Regions from separate parts of the Mus musculus genome. Here region 1 is linked to region 2. The links are chromatin loops, found by intact Hi-C in ENCODE. Cell type or tissue: gastrocnemius. All regions are shown on one strand. Links, peaks and the distances in the headings refer to the core of each region. The heading gives the core; the rest is flanking DNA.

Region 1 (5,389 bases), core at 183-5,182, 260 kb after region 2:
ACCCTAAAGCTTTGCCTCTATTTTTCCCTAGTATATAGTATTCTTTAGGATGTAGAGACAGCATGCTGTGCTATGAAAAGTCAGAAAATCTTGTTCCTGTCATAATGTGTTTTAGTCCTCATTCACCTAACATTCTCAATATTAAACTTCCATCTGAGTGCCCTGACCCCTGGCACCTATCATCTATTCTTATCATCAATGAGTTTAACCCCTTGGGTTTCTTAAAGTTAGATCATGGACAGCAATGCAAATAGATCAAGAAAAATGGCTAGCTCGCCTATTTAGCACAGACAAACATACCAAGAAGTAACTGGGAATATCAGACCCACTCATAACAGCCTCAAGAACCAGCCCTTGGAATAAATCCCACCAGGGATACAAAATACCTCTATAGTTAATCATTTGATACACCATTATTCCCTCTCAATTTCACTGGCTCTTCTCCTTCCCCTTTCCCATGTTTTTATTCTAGTGTTCCTCTTCTTCATCACAATAGTCATTATCTTCCTCCTCCTTCTTTTGCTTCCTCTTCTTCCATGTGCTTTTGCTTCTTCTTAGTCCTTCTAGTTGTGCATGGTACAACACCATCTGTGGAGCATGGGTAGCTGCTCTCAGGAGCCCCATCCCTGAGGATAACTGAATCTCTGTCTCCCAGAAGTCATCAGTTGCCATAATTCCTCAGATGGAAGTGGAATTGCCTCCATTTTCCAAGCTGATATTTTGTCTGACTTAGTCATGTTCATTCAGCCATAGCCACTCTCAGTCCACATGAGTAACTACCCCTTTGTGTCCAAGAACATGGCTTTGCTGTAGTTATTCACTGTCTCTGGCTCTTAACAGTTTTTCTGCTTCCTCTTCTGCAATGATCCTTGAGGCTATGAAGTAAACCTTTTATGTTAGTTGTATGTCTATGTGTTTATTGGCATGGACTGCAAGGGCTTTGTGTGGGAAAGGTTGGTTAGTGCAATAACTTTGTCTTGGATGTAAGCTGTAATTTCAGATCAGGTATAGTTACATTAGGAATAGAATTTATTCTATTCTTTGGTACCTACATGGTTCCATATGTATTCTAAACGTGATATATCTGGGAGAAACATTGTTGAATGTTTTATTTGGATTGCACTGACACTGAGGATCACTGGAAAATATAGTCACTTTTGTGACATTGTTTTATTTCATTACCATGGGTCTTGTCCATTTTATCTCAGTAGCTAACGTTTTTGCTACTACTTTGCAATTTGAATGACACATCAGTTCCTTTTTTTAAGTTTTGATTTCCAATGACATCCTATTTTTTTTTTTTTTTTGGTTCAATGCCACAAACCAACATCAGAGTTTTCTTTCTAGGAAAGTAGAAAAGACAAATAAAACAGAAGTGGAGATTTTTCAAACCAACACCATAGGAAAAATGAAAGGGTAAATGAAAAACTACAGACAGTTGAGGGACTGAAAGCCCTTGCTGTCAGTCGGAGCTTCCTGAATATCTCGGCCATTATAAACACTGGACACTCAATATTAATCACTGAATTCAATATTTAATAAGAATTCACAACTGACAAATACTATAAAGGGATAAGTGTCCAAGATTGAAACTGAAAGTGGAATTACAAATAAAATTCTATATCAAACATGGTGTACTATATGTGTGATTTATAATAGCACTACATACTATATATTATTATATAATATGTACATGCACAGCTTTATCTCTGATAAACTCCCAGTACCGCCCTGCTGTCACAGACCCCATCTTTCAGTGTCACTGTCCTTGTCTCCCCCTCCCTGATGCAGAAAGCCCCAGTGTGTGCTCCTCATTCTCTCTTCATTAATCTGCTCTGCTCACTGTACAGCTGTTCTCTATTACATCTTGACTCCTGATTGGATTTTGTCCCTAAAAAATGCATAAGCACTAATTGAACTAAAAAATGACATAGTTCAAGGTTTCAAAGAATCTCTCATGTAAAAGAATTTCCTTCTGTTTTTGGAACTTAGATAATGATTTTCTACGAATCTAATGCTGACTATGTTCAAAAAATGGCAAAGAGAGAGAAAGAGAGAGAGAAAGAGAGAGAGAGAAGAGAAGAGAGGAGAGGAGAGGAGAGGAGAAGAGAGGAGAGAAGGAAGGGAAGGCATGAGAAAAAAAGAGGGGGAAGAATTGATGGAGAAAAAGTTGGTTCTCTACTGCAACTGTAGGTTCCAGGAATCAAACTCAGGTCATCAAACTTGACTAGCAAAGCTTTTTACACCTTAAGTTCTTGTGGTGACATGACAATCATTAGATAAATACTAATATATAGTGATGATTAAATTAACCTTTTATATAAATTTACATCATACTTAATGAAGGCAACATAAACAACTCAATTTTAGAACTTTACTGAAAAAATTTAAAGTATACAATTATTTCTATATATTTTTAATTTAAAAACTTGCATTATACCTTATACTGTGATTTAAATGTTTTTGAAGATGTATGTAAAAAGTTAAGTGTAAAATAAAGTTCAATAAATTTTGTAAGAAATTTTGTCTTTACAATAAAGAAAATACAATAAAGAGCACACACTGGGGCTTTCTGCATCAGGGAGGGGGAGACAACGACAGTGACACTGAAAGATGGGGTCTGGGACAGCGGGGAGATACTGGGAGTTTATCAGAGATAAAGCTGTGTGTGCACATATTATATAATAATATATAGTATGTATTTTCTTTATTGTAAAGTATGTCTTTAAGTGGATGTGTAAGTTCCTAGCAAAGACTATGCGTAGTGAAACAGTTAATGAAAATTCTGAGTAAAAAGAAAACCTGTAAAACAGCTTTCAGAATGGAGTAGTGAAAGAGAAAGCAATAGAGAAAACCAAAATGGTTCAGAAAAAATACCCAGACATAAACAGAGAATGAGTTAAAGAAAGTGAAAAGATTATTGGGAAGTAAGGAAAGAGATTTCAGGAATTGAAAATTAGTGTTTGCCCTATTTAAAACACATCCATACAGGATGGTTTTCAGAGAACCTAGAGGGGAAGGTTCAGGACCAAACAGCCCAGGGGACCAGCGACATCTGCAAGATCCACAATGGCTAGGCTCTGTGCTTTCCTGATGACCCTGCTGGTGATGAGCTACTGGTCAACCTGCTGTCTAGGATGTGACCTGCCTCAGACTCATAACCTCAGGAACAAGAGAGCCTTGACACTTCTGGTAAAAATGAGGAGACTCTCCCCTCTCTCCTGCCTGAAGGACCGGAAGGACTTTGGATTCCCGCAGGAGAAGGTGGATGCCCAGCAGATCAAGAAGGCTCAAGCCATCCCTGTCCTGAGTGAGCTGACCCAGCAGATCCTGACCCTCTTCACATCAAAGGACTCATCTGCTGCTTGGGATGCAACCCTCCTAGACTCCTTCTGCAATGACCTCAACACTCAGCTCAATGACCTGCAAGGCTGTCTGATGCAGCAGGTAGAGATACAGGCACCTCCCCTGACCCAGGAAGACTCCCTGCTGGCTGTGAGGAAATACTTCCACAGGATCACTGTTTACCTGAGAGAGAAGAAACACAGCCCCTGTGCCTGGGAGGTGGTCAGAGCAGAAATCTGGAGAGCCCTGTCTTCCTCAGCCAAGTTGCTGACCAGCCTGAAAGAAGAGAAGTGAGTCCTGAGCCAAAGTGGAAAGGACTCTCCTGGACTAGGACATTGTACCTCACTGCTCAGACTGCCATCTCAAAACTGTCATTCATTCTGGCAATAATTCAAGCAAATTGCTAAGATATTTCATCAATGATAATCAATGTTGTGTCTATCTGTAAATGCATTTGTTCTGCTTCCATTCTGTATTTATTTATTTATTTATTTATTTATAGTTTATTTAAGCCCTTATTATTTATCTGTTTATGTGATGTAACATTTATTGTATTATTATTTGAAATAGTTTTTCCATAAATCATTAGTAAATGATTCTTTTAAAAATTGTTTATTCTTTACTTCTTTTTAATTTTTTAATGCTTATACTGGTATTCTGCCAGGCTGCAAAGTGTTGTTGATTCATGTGTCATTGCATAGTGTTCAGACAAGAAGATACACTCGTGACATGCTTCTCTTTCACTGATGGTAAAATCCTGAGTCTTTCCTCTTCACCAGTGTATAATATTCTTCTTTATGTACAGCCAGCATGATGTGCAATTGTAAGTCAGACTTCCTTGCTCCTGTTAACCTGTGTAAAGAGACTGGTATTGGCACAAAACACTTCAAGACCACGTTCTCAATACAAAGGAGATTTATTTGACCTGGAGAGACAAGGGGCAGAGAATAAGAGACAAATACAGGGTATACAGGACTAGAGAGACAAGGAAGAAAACAAGGGAGAAGGGGAATGATACTTGCCATGAGGATGGGGGACAAAGGACGGCTTCTTGATAGAGAGAAACAGACATAGCTCATAGGCAAATATCTATTTATATAGATAAAAGATGAAACCTTGTGTTAGAAGGAGGTGTTTGATCTTGGTTGGACAGTTTAATTAGCACAGCAACTAGGGGGCTTTTGATTGCTGATTTTCAATTCTTTGATAGCTGGATCTTGGAAGTCAGCCTCAGGTGAATAATGTAGCTGAATAAGGGAATAGCGCTTGGTGCCTAGCTTTATGAGTAATCTAATGCTTTTCAGCAAGGCAGAGGGACTGGTGGAGAAGGGCACGTTCTGACAGATCCATGTTTGCCATGCTCAGGCTTGCTAGAGCCCCTTCATTGTGACTTGGTGCTCTTTGACTAACTCTTCCCCAGTCTTTAGCAGTCTCTGAGTTCCCTGAATTTGATTCCTACTATTCTACTCTCAACTTCTAGGAATGTAAGAATTTAGAATAGCAAATATCACTGAAGTCGTGTACACAGTATGACGTTACAGCACACTGTAGTAACTCCTCTATCTATATAGGGACAACTGACGAGCATTCCAAGAAGTAATCTAGCAATCAAATGCTACCAAAACAGCCTAAGAAATGGCCCTTGGAGCAAACCTCACCAAGAGATTTGAAATATGTACAAAAGGAATCTTTTAGAACACCACTTTTCCTTCACAGATCTGTGTTCAATGCATCTCTCTAGGCTTTTCTGGCCTTTTTTTTTTCTTTTATTGGATATTTTCTTTTTTCTTTTATTTTTTTATTACGTATTTTCCTCAATTACATTTCCAATGCTATCCCAAAAGTCCCCCATATCCTCCCCCCCACTTCCCTACCCACCCATTCCCATTTTTTGGCCCTGGCGTTCCCCTGTACTGGGGCATATAAAGTTTGTATGTCCAATGGACCTCTCTTTCCAGTGATGGCCGACTAGGCCATCTTTTGATACATATGCAGCTAGAGTCCAGAGCTCCAGGGTACTGCTTAGTTCATAATGTTGTTCCAC
Region 2 (5,389 bases), core at 124-5,123:
CAGTAGCATTATTTGTCACATTTTTTTTTCTGAATGTCACTATGGCTAGTACTTTTTCAAACACAAATACGGTATAATTTTGGAGACTTACTTGATAATTAAACTACACAATGCGGAGATAGCTGAGTCAGGAAAGTTATTGCAGAAAATGCAGAAATAGCTGATCGGTGTTTCAGAACCCACACAAAGTCCTGTAGAGGAGTGCATGCCTATAATCCTGACAGTGAAAAGGAGATACAGAGAGTTACCTGAAACACTATACTAGTTAGTATCTTCAAGAGAATTAGAATTTATAGAATTTTTCTCTTTTACTCTCTCTTTCTATGTATGTATATGTATATGTGTATGTGTGTGTATGTGTATGTGTATGTGTGTGTGTGTGTGTGTATGTGTATGTGTATGTATGCGTATGTATATGTATGTATGTGAAATGCAAACACACATATATATGTGTATGCCTGATGTTAGAATGGCTTAAGAATGTGGTCTAACCAATTCAGAAAATGTCTGCCTATGAGCATAATTTCAAAGAATCCAGTAATTGTTCACTAGGGTGGATTTCTTAGCTGACATTCACTATGTGCCAGATTCCAACACCATTAGGCTCTAGTGCCAGTGAAGGAATGGATTGCTGGCAAGGGGAAAGCACACAGGCAAACAGCAAAAGCATCTTTTCTTCATGGACTTACACAGGCTTCCGGCAGAAGGCCTGGCTCATAGCACAGGTGAGTCTTCACACCTCAAAGATCCCAATTAAAGCTGTGTCTTCCCATTTTAGAGATCCTGATTAGAGTGGATTTTCCCACTCCAAGTTGAGCAAAACTAAGTCTCAGATGTGCCCTTATCTTTTGAGCTTTCAGTTAATCCCACATTTAGTTAAGTTGACATCCAAGAACAGCCATCACAAGCTCACCAGCCAGTCAGGCTACAGCAATGGTGAGCCCTTGCTTAAGTGAGAGATCCAGTCACAGAAAATGAGGTAAAAACCTGACATTGATTGACATCTGGCACCACTGTACACACATGCAAATGTAAACACACAGCATGGGTGTACAATCAGAATTTTTTTAATCTAAAACATGTAACAAATATATATTGCAGTTAACTAAAATCAACTATTTTACATAAATTGAGTACAAGTTCTATAGCAATACTGAAAAATGAAAGAACTGGTACAGGTGTCACCAGCCTTGAACTCACAATGTATTACAGACCAATAATGATAAGAAGAGCATAGGTTTAGAGGATTAAAGACCCAGTCACAATTCCTAACACTTACTGTAATCTCATTTTTTGCAAAAAAAAAAAAAAAAAAAAAAAAAAAAAAAAAAAAAAAAACAAAACAAAAACAAAACAAAACAAAAAAAACGCTGGAATTGAGAGACAATTGTCAACAAATGGTGCTCATCTAATTACATGGTTGCCTCTAAAGAATCAAAATAGATCCATATTCATCATACAGTAAAATAATGAACTGCCTAGCAGCCAGTACCTTGATGTATGACTTGACACAATCTGATAAAGGAGAAAGTGGTGAATAGGCTTCACCACCTCGGCAAGTGCAAAGACTTTCAGCTGTGCTGGCCTGTGCATGTGCATGTGTGTATGGAAGACAGAGATGGGTGTCAGGTATGCTCTATTGCTCTCTTCCTGATGCCTTCCTCACAGTGCCTCACAATGGCCTTGAACCTCACTGATTTAGCTAGGATGTTAGCCAGATCATTGGGTGGACTTCCTCCTTTAGTTAAGATGTTTCTCTGTCCTGCTTTACATCAGTGGGTACTGGTCACTGCAGCTCAGCAATAGCAGACACAGAGACCTGGATATGGCCATGTTCACACTCTCAATCCTGAAACTTGACAAACTTGGCAGTCTCCAGCTTACATGGTGTTACTGTACACAGATATGTCTTCATGGACAGCTGTGTGATGCTCCCTGACTCTAATATCCTTTCTATGTGGCCTGGGTATGCATTGAATCTAGTCTCCTTATGTGCGCAGGAATGATAGCTCAGTACTTTGTCCCCTACTGCATTCTCCTGTCTCAGTTCTTCCATTTCTGTGTCTTGATTTTTCAAATTTTGTTTAATAAAAACAAGTTATTAAATCAACGCTGTAAAACACAACATATTTTTTGAGCAGTTTCATATCTGGACCTAGTTCATATTTTTTATTATTATTTAACCATGAAAGCTAACAGTAAAAATAACTGCCAAAGAAACATTACAGGAAGTCATATCTGAAACATGTTTAGTAGTCACACCAATAGCTGTTTTTCCAGTAATTAAAACCCCCAACAAAGTCTACTTCAATTACCAGATCTTTACCACTGCAACTCACCTTGATATCACTTGATTTTCTGCAAATATACAAATCACCAACATACTTCCCTATCATATATATTTTTTTCTTATTCCTCTGTTCCCTGTGAGGACTCAGACATGGCAATACTCATGTGGGCATTTTCTCCTTCCAAAGAGACAGAGAAATCTTTCTTAAGAAGGAACTGAAGTTCTAGCCTTTTCTTGGCAGGTCTATGTACAGATACACATTGTGTGTTTCTGTTCAAGTGTCCTTCAAAACTCAAAGAGGCTGAGGGCTCAAGAGCCCTGATATGTTGAGCCATGCACCTGCAAATCACAGATCTTGATCCAGTAGAAATATGAACTAAGCTATTCTGCTTCAGTGTAGACTGACTATGGCCTGGAACACAGATTCACATTGTTCCATGTGCATGTGACATTGTGTAATTACCTGAGCTATTGAGATCACAGATCAAAAGACAGTCATAAATCAGTGCATTTGCCAAACCCACTGTTGCTGGCCTCAGCAGGCAAAGCAGGGTGAAGAGTCTTTTCTATGGGTTCACATGCAATCTTACAGAATTCCTAGCTCAGAGTTGGTTGTCTCAATTTCACAGAGCATTACCTACTGATCAAAATGATGTGAGTTTGGCTGTGAATCCTTACTAGAGGGATCGCACACAGGCACCTCCTTCTCGAGATCACTTCGGTTATAGGAGGATAGAGGGAAAGGACACAAAAGACCTTGTTATGCATAATTATCTGTCCATTGTCCAGAAGATATGACCTGGGGAACCGAGAGAGTTTCCCTTCCGAAGATGAGTTTGAAGGGAATGAAGTCTTCCTGAAGTCAGCTTATCTGGGGAAAGTGTATTTTAGTTTGGAGGAAAGTGCCAGGAAATAGAATTCATGAGGAACTTTCCTGTTTGTTCTTTGCAGGCCTGGCCAGTAGGTGGCTCTCTTCGTCTCTAAATTTTTCTCATGATTGAAGATTTGGTTTCCTTTTCCTTTCTTTTTTTCTTTTTTTTTAACTTTCTTCTTTTCCCCCCACTCCTACCTCCCTCCGTCCCTCCCTCCCTTCCTTACTTCCTTTTTTTTCTTTCCTTCATCTTCTTTTTCTTTTCTGACTTTCTCCTTTATTCCCTTGTTTTTCTTTTCCTTTGATGAAATAATCAGTATTAGGTCATTAGAAGAATATTTTCTAAAGTCTAAAATTAAGAGGAAATTCTCATATATGAAAGTTTCATTGAAGCCTTGAACTCATTCATTCTGGTTTCCACAGTGGTCATGTGTTTTCAGAAAAACAAACAAACAAACAAAAACAAAAAACAAACAAACAAACAAACAAACAAACAAACTCCAGTCAGGAATCAAGATGAAACAGACAGCAGCTGTACAGTGAGGAGAGCTGGGTAATGCAGAGAGAATGAGGAGCACACACGGGGGCTTCCTACATCAGGGAGGGGGAGACAAAGACAGTGACACTGAACGTTGGGGTCTGGGACAGCAGGGAGGTACTGGGAGTCTATCAGAGAGAAAGCTGTGTGTGCACACATATGTACACATATATAATTAATAGTATATAAAACATATATACAGGACATCATATATAATATATACATATATCTGTAATTCCACTTTCAGTTTCAGTTTAACACACTGGTCCCCATATAATATATTTGTCAGTCATCAATTCTTATTGAATATTTAATTCAGTGATTAATATTCAGGGCCTAATGTGTCTAATGGTATAGGTGTTGAGTTACTTGTAACAGACAGAATGGCTTGCAGTGACTCAACTCTCTGTGCTTTTTTCATTTATTCTTTCTTCTCTTCTGAGGTGTTGGTTTGATGGTTGACGTCTCCAACTCATTTCTATTTCTCTTCTCTACGTTCCTAGAAAGAAAACCCTGATGTTGGTTTGTGGCACTGAACAAAAAATATGATGTCATTGGAAATGAAACTGAAAAAATGAACTGATATATCATCTAAAGGACAGAGTAGTAGGAAAAATGTTAGGTACTAAGACAATGACGACAAGATCTATGGGCATTAATAAGATAATGTTATGAAAGTGTCTATGCTTTCAGGTGATCTTCAGTGTCAATGCAATCCATATAAAACTTTCATTAATATTTTTCTCAGAAGTATCATATTTAAAATCTATGTGGAGCCATCAATATAACAATGAGTAGAGAAGTGTTGTGTTTATGCTGTCACAATACCTGATTTGGAAATAGAATTTACATTATAGAGAGGGTTCCTGCAGAGGCCAATGGTTACAACAGAAACCTCTAGCAGTCCATTTCAGTGAACAGAGAGACTCTCAACTGGTCACTAGGCAGGAAATAAAGGGCTGATTTCCTTGCCTCAGGGATCCTTTGAGAGGGAGCAGAAGAATTGGAAGATCCAGAGGCAGTGGATGACGGCAGCAAAGCTGTGTTCTTAAACACAGCAGAATAGTTACTCATGTGGGTTGAGAGTGGCAATGACTGAATGAAAAAGACCAAGCCAGACAAAATATCAGCTTGGAAAACAGAGGCAATTCGACCTCCAGTAGAGGAACGATGTCCACTGATGGCTGCTGGGAGGAACAGATTCTGGTTTCCTCAGGGTTGAGGCCCCCAGAGAGATCAATTACCCATGTTCCGGAGATGGTGCTGTATCATGCACAAGGTGTATTTCAAAGAAGATAGAGATAGGTAGGAAGAGGAGGAGGAGGAGGAGGAAGAGGAAGAGAAGGAAGAGGAGGAGTAACAGACAGAGAAGAAGTAGAAAATGTGAACAGGAAGGGTCCAGGAAATGGTGAAGGATTAGTGGTGTTTCAGAGGGTTAATTCTAGAGTCATTTCAGGTTCCTCGTGAGATTCATTTCCAGGACTGGTATAGGAGTCTTATTACGAGTGGAGTTAATTCCCAGTTTCTTCTTGTCCTGCTTTTCTGTGCTATATAGGCAGGCTACTCCTTTTTCTTGATCTGTTTTGCATTGCTATACATGATCTTCCTCATACTTAGAACCCTAAACAATAAAACTCATTAGCAGTAAGGGTAGATGATCCATATACGACATCAAGGAAATCAGATGCTA

The links. Hi-C counts contacts between places; a loop is a spot of excess contacts. Peaks named below come from ENCODE experiments on the same cell type or tissue, not always from the same donor. Only the 100,000 strongest peaks of a DNase experiment are listed, where the experiment ranks them.
Region 1: it touches region 2 in a loop (16-fold over the local background); 2 of 42 quality-filtered maps call a loop at or near these places.

Annotation. Positions count from the first base shown.
Region 1 is chr4:88,569,479-88,574,867 of GRCm38, reverse strand. It overlaps Ifna14 (interferon alpha 14), which reads left to right and starts at 3,070. Exons shown (of 1, transcript NM_206975.1): 1 at 3,070-3,639. The coding sequence starts at 3,070. The coding sequence ends at 3,639. In gastrocnemius, for the core only: no CTCF peak of the experiment used is centred there; no DNase peak of the experiment used is centred there.
Region 2 is chr4:88,828,579-88,833,967 of GRCm38, reverse strand. No RefSeq gene overlaps it. Among named protein-coding and RNA genes, the nearest start is that of Ifna6, 4.0 kb to the right of the region's middle. In gastrocnemius, for the core only: a CTCF peak has its summit at 3,240 (motif pointing right); a DNase peak (open chromatin) is centred at 3,270.